Regions from separate parts of the Homo sapiens genome. Here region 1 is linked to region 2. A link is an interaction called in ENCODE POLR2A ChIA-PET data of the cell type or tissue named here. Cell type or tissue: GM12878. All regions are shown on one strand. Each heading gives the region's core, and the rest is flanking DNA. Links, peaks and the distances in the headings are about the cores only.

What was found. Peaks named below come from ENCODE experiments on the same cell type or tissue, not always from the same donor. Only the 100,000 strongest peaks of a DNase experiment are listed, where the experiment ranks them.
Region 1: POLR2A ChIA-PET joins it to region 2 with 10 read pairs; 5 of 35 experiments call an interaction of 5 or more read pairs at or near these places.

What each region holds. Positions count from the first base shown.
Region 1 is chr17:42,335,686-42,340,065 of GRCh38, reverse strand. STAT3 (signal transducer and activator of transcription 3) reads left to right here. Exons shown (of 24, transcript NM_139276.3): 5 at 657-752; 6 at 1,254-1,335; 7 at 2,209-2,303; 8 at 2,480-2,631. Among named protein-coding and RNA genes, the nearest start is that of STAT5A, 49 kb to the right of the region's middle. RefSeq lists a silencer at 2,213-2,262 and an enhancer at 2,393-2,702. In GM12878, for the core only: no CTCF peak of the experiment used is centred there; a DNase peak (open chromatin) is centred at 2,395; H3K27ac peaks cover 806 bases.
Region 2 is chr17:42,553,104-42,557,483 of GRCh38, reverse strand. HSD17B1 (hydroxysteroid 17-beta dehydrogenase 1) reads right to left here. Exons shown (of 6, transcript NM_000413.4): 2 at 4,193-4,360; 3 at 3,866-4,045; 4 at 3,597-3,690; 5 at 2,902-3,079; 6 at 2,270-2,815. The coding sequence ends at 2,546. HSD17B1-AS1 (HSD17B1 antisense RNA 1) reads left to right here and starts at 2,682. Exons shown (of 1, transcript NR_144402.1): 1 at 2,682-4,380. RefSeq lists enhancers at 987-1,534, 2,350-2,917 and a silencer at 2,541-2,700. In GM12878, for the core only: no CTCF peak of the experiment used is centred there; a DNase peak (open chromatin) is centred at 2,713; H3K4me3 peaks cover 2,005 bases; H3K27ac peaks cover 1,656 bases.

The DNA of each region.
Region 1 (4,380 bases), core at 120-4,119, 220 kb after region 2:
ATTTTTAAGTTTCATATGCTATTTATTTTTTGTTATTTCTTTAATTCATTCATTCATTTATTCATTCGAGATGGGGCCTCACTATGTTGACTAGGCTAGTTTTGAACTCCTGGCCTCAAGCAGTCCTCCCACTTCAGCCTTCCCAAGTGCTGATATTATAGGTGTGAGCTGCTACATCCAGCCTTCTTTCTTCTTTTTCTTTTTCCATGTGCTATTTGACATTTTCCAAGGTACCAGCCTCCCCTTCTCCCCAAGATAATATCTTTTAATATGGAATTTCATCCCTAGGGCAGGACTTTTTTTTTATTATCCCTCAGAAATATACTGGACACCACGTTTAAGTAGACATCCAACATCTGCTGTCATAAATTGTTTTGAATTTTTTGACATACTTGCCCATGAGGTTTTTGAAGGCATAGACCATGTCTTAGCTGAACATGTGGTCTCTTAGTGCCATAAAGGGGGTTTATGGTATGACCTGTGTAGTGTCACCTGTGTAGTGACAGCACCACTGCCTCTGTTTCCCTTCCTCTTGTGATGGCAGCAGCGTCTCAAGCCAAACAAGAAGGGTAGTTAGGGTGGGATGGAAGCTGGGTAGAGGTATTCCTCTCCCCATAGTTCTGTGTTCACATGTGCATTGACCTCCTTTTTGGCAGCAAGGGGGCCAGGCCAACCACCCCACAGCAGCCGTGGTGACGGAGAAGCAGCAGATGCTGGAGCAGCACCTTCAGGATGTCCGGAAGAGAGTGCAGGTGATGCAAGTTACAAGCCTCGGGCAGGGAGCTTTCATTAATTTTTTTTTTTTTTTTTGAGACAGGGTCTTGCTCTGCCACTCAGGCTGGGCTGCAGTGGCATGATCACAGCTCACTGCAGCCTCGACCTCTCAGGCCCAAGCGATCCTCCTACCTCATCCTCCCAAGTAGCCGGGACCACAGGCATGCACCACCACGCCCAGCTAATTAAAAAAAAAAAATTTGTAGAGATGGGGGTCTCCCTGTGTTGTCCAGGCTGATCATGAACTCCTGGGCTCAAGTGATCCTCCCAACTCAGCCTCTCAAAGTGCTGGCATTACAGGCGTGAGCCACTGCACCTGGCCAACAGGGAGCCTTCTCTTGGGGATACTGCCTGCAGGTCCTGCATGTATCTTTTTTGAGGTTTTGGCTTCATTTGAATTCTCCTCAGAAACTTTATATTTTCTGTTCCCAAGGAAATCTTTCTTTACTTCTGTTTTTTTGTTTGCTTATTTTAAACAGGATCTAGAACAGAAAATGAAAGTGGTAGAGAATCTCCAGGATGACTTTGATTTCAACTATAAAACCCTCAAGAGTCAAGGAGGCAAGTGAATATTAGAGATGTTAAAATCTCTAGAAAGTGAGTTTGTGTTGTTGAGTTGAAAGACTCATTTGTCTTAACTCTGTTTAGATCTTAAGGCGGGCGGGGCGCAAGGGAGGTACGGGTCCTCAAAGGAGCCTGGTCATTAAGGACAGGAGTATTCCCTCAGGTCCAGGAGTATTCCCTCAGGTCCAGGAGTATTCCCTCAGGTCAAGGAGTATTCCCTCAGGTCAAGGAGTATTCCCTCAGGTCCAGGAGTATTCCCTCAGGTCCAGGAGTATTCCCTCAGGTCCAGGAGTATTCCCTCAGGTCCAGGAGTATTCCCTCAGGTCCAGGAGTATTCCCTCAGGTCAAGGAGTATTCCCTCAGGTCCAGGAGTATTCCCTCAGGTCCAGGAGTATTCCCTCAGGTCCAGGAGTATTCCCTCAGGTCCAGGAGTATTCCCTCAGGTCCAGGAGTATTCCCTCAGGTCAAGGAGTATTCCCTCAGGTCCAGGAGTATTCCCTCAGGTCCAGGAGTATTCCCTCAGGTCCAGGAGTATTCCCTCAGGTCAAGGAGTATTCCCTCAGGTCCAGGAGTATTCCCTCAGGTCCAGGAGTATTCCCTCAGGTCCAGGAGTATTCCCTCAGGTCCAGGAGTATTCCCTCAGGTCCAGGAGTATTCCCTCAGGTCCAGGAGTATTCCCTCAGGTCCAGGAGTATTCCCTCAGGTCCAGGAGTATTCCCTCAGGTCAAGGAGTATTCCCTCAGGTCCAGGAGTATTCCCTCAGGTCCAGGAGTATTCCCTCAGGTCCAGGAGTATTCCCTCAGGTCAAGGAGTATTCCCTCAGGTCAAGGAGTATTCCCTCAGGTCAAGGAGTTTTTTCTTCCTTCGCAGACATGCAAGATCTGAATGGAAACAACCAGTCAGTGACCAGGCAGAAGATGCAGCAGCTGGAACAGATGCTCACTGCGCTGGACCAGATGCGGAGAGTAAGGGCATAGGTCGGACCACTTCCCCCATGTGTCTCGCTCACTTGCGGGATTTCAGCGTCTTGTGGCAGAACTTGCTTGGTTTCTAAGAAGTTCCTGCTCTGGAGTTGACTAAAGAATGTGGTTAGAGACAGTCTGAGGAAATGTTTTCTGACTTTGTTTTGGTTTCCAACCAGAGCATCGTGAGTGAGCTGGCGGGGCTTTTGTCAGCGATGGAGTACGTGCAGAAAACTCTCACGGACGAGGAGCTGGCTGACTGGAAGAGGCGGCAACAGATTGCCTGCATTGGAGGCCCGCCCAACATCTGCCTAGATCGGCTAGAAAACTGGTAAAGGATGAAAGAAGCTTTTCCTTTCTTTCTCGAAAGCTAGATTGAATTCTGATCTTAACTGCAGGCCCACAGAATTGGTACTATATCTCCAACGTGGGGACTTTTCCATATTCAAATTTAGCCCAAGAATTAAAGTTTTTACTTTATTTCGGCCAGGCGCTGTGGCTCACACCTGTAATCCCAGCACTTTGGGAGACCAAGATGGGCGGATCACTTGAGGTCAGGAGTTTGAGACCAGCCTGGCCAACATGGTGAAAACACATCTCTACTAAAAACATAAAAAAATTAGCCGGGCGTGGTGGTGCGCACCTGTAGTCCCAGCTACTCTGGGCGGCTGAGGCAGGAGAATCACTTGAACCTGGGATATGGAAGTTGCAGTGAGCGGAGATCTTACTACCGCACACCAACCAGCCTGGGAGACAGAGTGAGACTCCATCTCAAAAAAATAAAAATAAAATAAAGTTTTTACTTTATTTGGAGAAACTTTGTTTTAAAAAATGTATTTATATTATTATATTTTAAGTATATTTTACTTAATAATTCAATTAAGGCTTTTGGTTTAACTGTATTTAACAGATAGACAAACCTTTTAATTTTAGTTATTTTAGTAATCTAAAATGACACATGCCCTTTTTAAGGGAAAAAATTCAAATACAGAAAATTAATCAAGAGAAGAAAAAATTTTTAAATGAAATCATCAGCAGTACTAGTAGTTAAAATTTAGTTGATGCTCAATCTAGACATCTGTCATTATGTATATACACATTATGTATATACACATAAAGATAGAAATTTATACAGTTTATATTAGGATCATTTTTTTTTCTTTTTTTGGAGTCAGGGTCTCACTGTGTTACCCAGTCTAGAGTACAGTTATGCAGTCATGGCTCACTGGAGCCTTGACCTCCTGGGCTCAGGCAGTCTTCCCACCTTAGCCTTCTCAGTAGCTGGGACTACAGGCATGCACCACCACACCTGGCTAATTTTTAAATTTTTTATAGAGACAGGGTCTTACTTTGTTGCCTGGGCTGGTCTCAAATTCCTGGGCTCAAGGGATCATCCCACTTCGGCCTCTCAAAAGCTCTGGAATTATAGATGTGAGCTGCCGTGCCCAGCCCAGGATCTTCCTTTATATGCTTTTCTGTAATTTGCACTTTTACCTTCATCCAGCATATCTTACTGCAACCCTTCCTGTGCAAGGCCCTATAGTGAGCATGTTGCACCAGCTTGCCTTAGGAGAAACTTGAGATACAGAGCCTGCACTGGAAATTTAGCGCAACTCTACATGAGAATGCCTGTCTATTCATATCCTCACTAACCCTGAGTGTTGTTAATTTACTGAAAGCAGTTTTAAATGCTTCCTGACCAGGGAACGAAGAAGCTTAAGTTCTGGGAATGGGAGGATAGAAGTGCCAGAAAAGAGCTCAGGAGTTCAGAAATCCCTGCAGCGGTCCCCCTCCCTCTCCTTTCACTTTCTGTCTTTCTGGTCTTTTGGTCTTTGTTACACTAGTGATAAACCATCAAAGAATGATGGAATGATGCTAACTTCTCTCTTTTTTTAATTTTTTTGAGACAGAGTCTCACTCTGTCACCCAGGTTAGAGTGCAGTGGCATGATCTTGGCTTACTGCAACCTCCTCCTCCCAGGTTCAAGCGATTCTTAGTCACAACCTTCCAAGTAGCTGGGATTACAGGCCCATGCCACCATGCCTGGCTATTTTTTTGTATTTTAGTAGATCGACCTGCC
Region 2 (4,380 bases), core at 245-4,244:
GACCTCAAGCAATAACGTCCGCCTCAGCCTCACAAAGTGCTGTGATTATAGGCATGAGCCATCACGCCCGGCCCTGTCATTTTTAAAAGATCATTTTAAATGCACTGTGCTAATTTTACTGCTGATGGGCAAGAGTGGAATCAAGAAAACTAGTTAGGAGGCTACTGCTGTAATTGAAGGGAAAGATGACAGTGTGCAGTCTCGAATAGGGTGATTTTGGAATATGCTTTGATGAGCAAAGGTAGAGCTGTCAGTATTTGCTGCTGAATTGGTTGAAAGGTGAGAGAGACTGGAGTCAAGGACTACTCCAGGGTTTTTAAAACCAGTATTGGGAAAAATGGAGTTGTCATACAGTAAAGTAGAGAAGACTGGGGGAGGAGCCGGTAGGAGGACTGGAAATGTGGAATTGGGGTTTAGACACATTAAGTTCATTGCATCAGGTGGACGTGTTGTATTGAGTAGGCAGTTGGAGATACAGACCTGGAGTCTGTGGGAGACAGTGGGGTTTCTTTGGTGGGGGGGTCATCGGCATCTAAGTGCTATTCGAAGTCATGGGACTGCAGAAGATTATATTAACAATGTGAATATTCACAAGCTTGAAAAAATGAATGTACGGAAGAGAGGGGGTCACACTTTACCTCTTATTATCCCACCCCCAGGGGTGACCTTGTGAGCCACACCACACAGGTACACACATGCACGCATATGTACACACACTGTCACAGAGGGGCAAAGGGGGTTGGCGAGAGCGGGACTGAGAGCAGATCCCAGGCCTCAGAAACCCATGCCACCTGGGCCCCCTCCCTGTGGCCTTCCTGGATGCTGTAGGGATAGCAGATCTGTCTGGGTCAGCAGGTCAGGGCGACTGGCAGGAGGGGGTGGCTGGGAGGCCTCTTCCTCCAAGAGCAGGGGCAGCACATCATCCAACAGGCAGAGAAGACCCTCATCCGAGGTAGGGGCAGGTCAGGGTGGAGTGCCTGCCTCCTTCCCCCAGTGCCCCACACAAAGCTCCAAGAGCTCCAACAGGCTCCTGTCTGTTTCCACTTCCCAGGCTTTCTGTGGTCATGTCCCTGCCCACTCCAAAGGGCCATCCCCCTCAGCCTTGCCTCCCTCTCAGACCCAGCTGAATCCCTGCCTCGGTACCGCCCCCTCCTGGGGCACTCCTGCCCCCTTCCTCTGCTGCATCCTCACCTAGCCTCCTATCTGTTCACACCTCCCCTGCACCAGACCTCCACAGAAGTTCAGACAGTGGCTCTACAACCCTACTGGCCCCTATCAATGACTCCTGCCCCCCTGGGACCCTCCACTGGGCTCAGGAAAGACGGGCCATTGTAGCAAAGTAGCCAGTCCTGTAGCCCCAGCTGGACCTCCTGGTGAGGCAGCTTGCCAGATGGTGGGGATCGCTCAGTCCTCTGGGGCAGAACAGGGTGAGTGGGGCTGTCTCCCTTTGATTCACTTAGCCCTCTTTCTTCTTTACACATTTGCAAAATGTGACAGTAGTCATATTACTATTCATTCTAATAACAGTCCTTGCTGGCTATTAAACCTCTATACTAGCACTTTCAGGCATTATCTCCACCATTACTAAAACCGATTAGATAGGTATTATTATACCCATTTTACAGATAAGAAAGACTCAGAGGGCCGGTCGCGGTGGCTCATGCCTGTATGCCCAGCAATCTGAGAGGCCGAGGCGGGCGGATCACCTAAGGTCGAGAGTTTGAGACCAGCCTGACCAACATGGAGAAACCCCGTCTCTACCGAACATACAAAATTAGCCGGTATCCCAGCTACTTGGGAGGCTGAGGCAGGAGAATCACTTGAATCTGGGAAGCGGAGATTGTGGTGAGCCGAGATTGCCCCATTGCACTCCAGCCTAGGCAACAAGAGCGAAACTCTGTCTCAGAAAATAAAAAAAAAAGAAAGAAAGAAAGAAAAGAAAGACTGAGAGAAAGCAAGGAACTTGCCTGAGGTCTCATGGCTAATGGGGTCCAAGTCACAACCTGACTCTACCCCAAGCCAATTCCCACCTAACTCCTCCTGCAGATGCCCCTTGGTTATCCAGAGACTGTGTCTGGCCTTTAATATGGACTTGAGGTGTGATCCTGGGCTGGCTTCTTTCTGGACCTTGGTTTCTGAGTTTTTCGGTTGGTTGGTTCATTTGATTAATTGACAGGGTCTCACTCTGTCACCCAGGCTGGAGTGCAGTGGCCCCATCATGCTCACTGCACCCTCCAACTCCTGGGCTCAAGGAATGGTGCCACTGTGCTGATTTTTAAATTTTCTTTATTTTTGTAGAGATGGGGGTCTCACTGTGTTGCTCTGGCTGGTCTCCAACTCCGGGGCTTGAGCGATCCTCCTGCCTCCGCCTCCCAAAGCGCTGGCATTACAGGCGACAGCCATCGCGCCTAGCTGCGCTGGTAAAACTGGCTAACGCGATCTATCTTAATTAGCCACCCACAGCTGCTACCGCCGCCCCATCCCCAGGGACCACACAGACCCAGGGGACAAAGAAGGGCGCGGGAGACAGCGGCTGAGGAAGCCTTTACTGCGGGGCGGCCGGAGGATCGCCGAGCTCAGGGTCCCCCACCGCACCGCGCCCGGCCTCGTCCTCTGCCCCAGGCCCGGCCCCGCCCCCAGCCTCGGCCCCAGCCTCGGCCTTTGCCGGAACGTCGCCGAACACTTCCCGGTGCATGGCGGTGACGTAGTTGGAGCCGCTGGGGTCGTCCAGGCGCATCCGCAGCAGGGGCAGGAAGCGCTCGGTGGTGAAGTAGCGCAGGGTCGGCTTCGGGGCGCGCAAAGCGGTGAGGAAGACCTGCGGCGGCGGGAGGAGAGCTGTGGCCACCGCTGCGCGCCGGAGGACGCACCGCCCCCACTCCTGGAGTCCAGCCCGGCGCTCACCTCCGCCACCTCCTCAGGGTTCTGCGCCGCCTCGCGAAAGACTTGCTTGCTGTGGGCGAGGTATTGGTAGAAGCGGTGGAAGGTGTGGATGTCCGTGCGGTCCAGCACCTCCTCTGGGCTGCCCAACACCTTCTCCATGAAGGCGGTGTGCACTGGGCCGCACTCGATCAGGCTCAAGCTGCTGGCCGGAGAGCAACGAGTGGGAGGGGGCGGACGCCAGCCAGGCCCCAGTCCCAGCCCCAACCCCAGTCCCAGCCCCAACCACGTCCCGGCCCCCGACCGCGAGCAGCACCGCTGCGCTGGGAAGTGAGGCGGAAAGGGCGCTGGGGATAACCAGAACATTTGAAACGCGGGTTCCTGCCGGAGCAGCCCTCCCAAATCCATCTGAGGCTACAAGGGAGCCCTGGTGTCAGGATTCGAATCTAGCGGGGTCCCTGGCCGCTGTGTGACCTTGGGCCAGTCACCTAACCTCTCTGGGCTGGAGCTTCCCCATAACAATACCAACACTTCAGCAGCTAGGTCAGCAGGTGGCACAATGCGTGCCATGCGCCCAGCCCAAGTGCCTGGCACACAGCTAATGTGAGCCGGGCAGAGAGGGCCAGGGAGATCGCCCCAGAGCGGCTCCCGCAGGACAGGGTGCTCGGCGTCTCTAGGTCAGAGTTAAGAGGGTTCGGGGAACGGGGGTGTTGACTCACTGGACCCCAAAGGGCAGCAGCAGAACCGCCAGACTCTCGCATAAGCCTTCGAGCGCGAACTTGCTGGCGCAATAAACGTCATTGAAAGGCAGCCCTTAGGTGGGGAGACGAGGTTCCTGAGGCGCAGCGGCCAGGGGGTCATCCCCGGGCAGACGGTGCCCCTCCAAGCTGACGGCACCCCACTCCACCCCCCCCGCGGAACCTGCCTTCAAGGCTCAGCTCCGCACACAAAGAATCTGGAGCTGCCGAGGCCACTCCCTACCACTCACCCATCAATCCTCCCACGCTCCCGGTCACCAACACGCGTCCCGAACCGCGCCTCTTCATGTCTGGCAGGAAGGCCTGCAGCATCCGCACAGTCCCTACTACATTCACGTCCAGCACAGAGGCCACGGCGTCCTCCCCCAGCGCCTCCAGCGGCCCCAGCAGGCCCAGGCCTGCGTTACACACTGCGGAGACAAGAGGCCCGACCAGCCCGCCTCAGCATCACCCTCAGCACGGCCTGTCCCCTCGTGCTCCCTGGGCCTGGGAACATGTTGGTTTCAACGCAGGGCGGAGAAGGCTCCTAGGAGCCCATATGCTTCCAGGAGGCTCACCCAGCACGTCCACGCGGCCCTCAGTCACGCGTTCCCGGGCAGCGGCCACGGATTTTGAGTCCCTTACGTCCAGCTGCAACGTCTCCAGGGATCCCGGAGGGCATGCCAGGGCCCGGGCCGCCTCCCACAGCCGGCCCTGTGTTTTCAGGTCCCTCAACGTGGCATACACTGGAGGTTTTGGGAGAGGA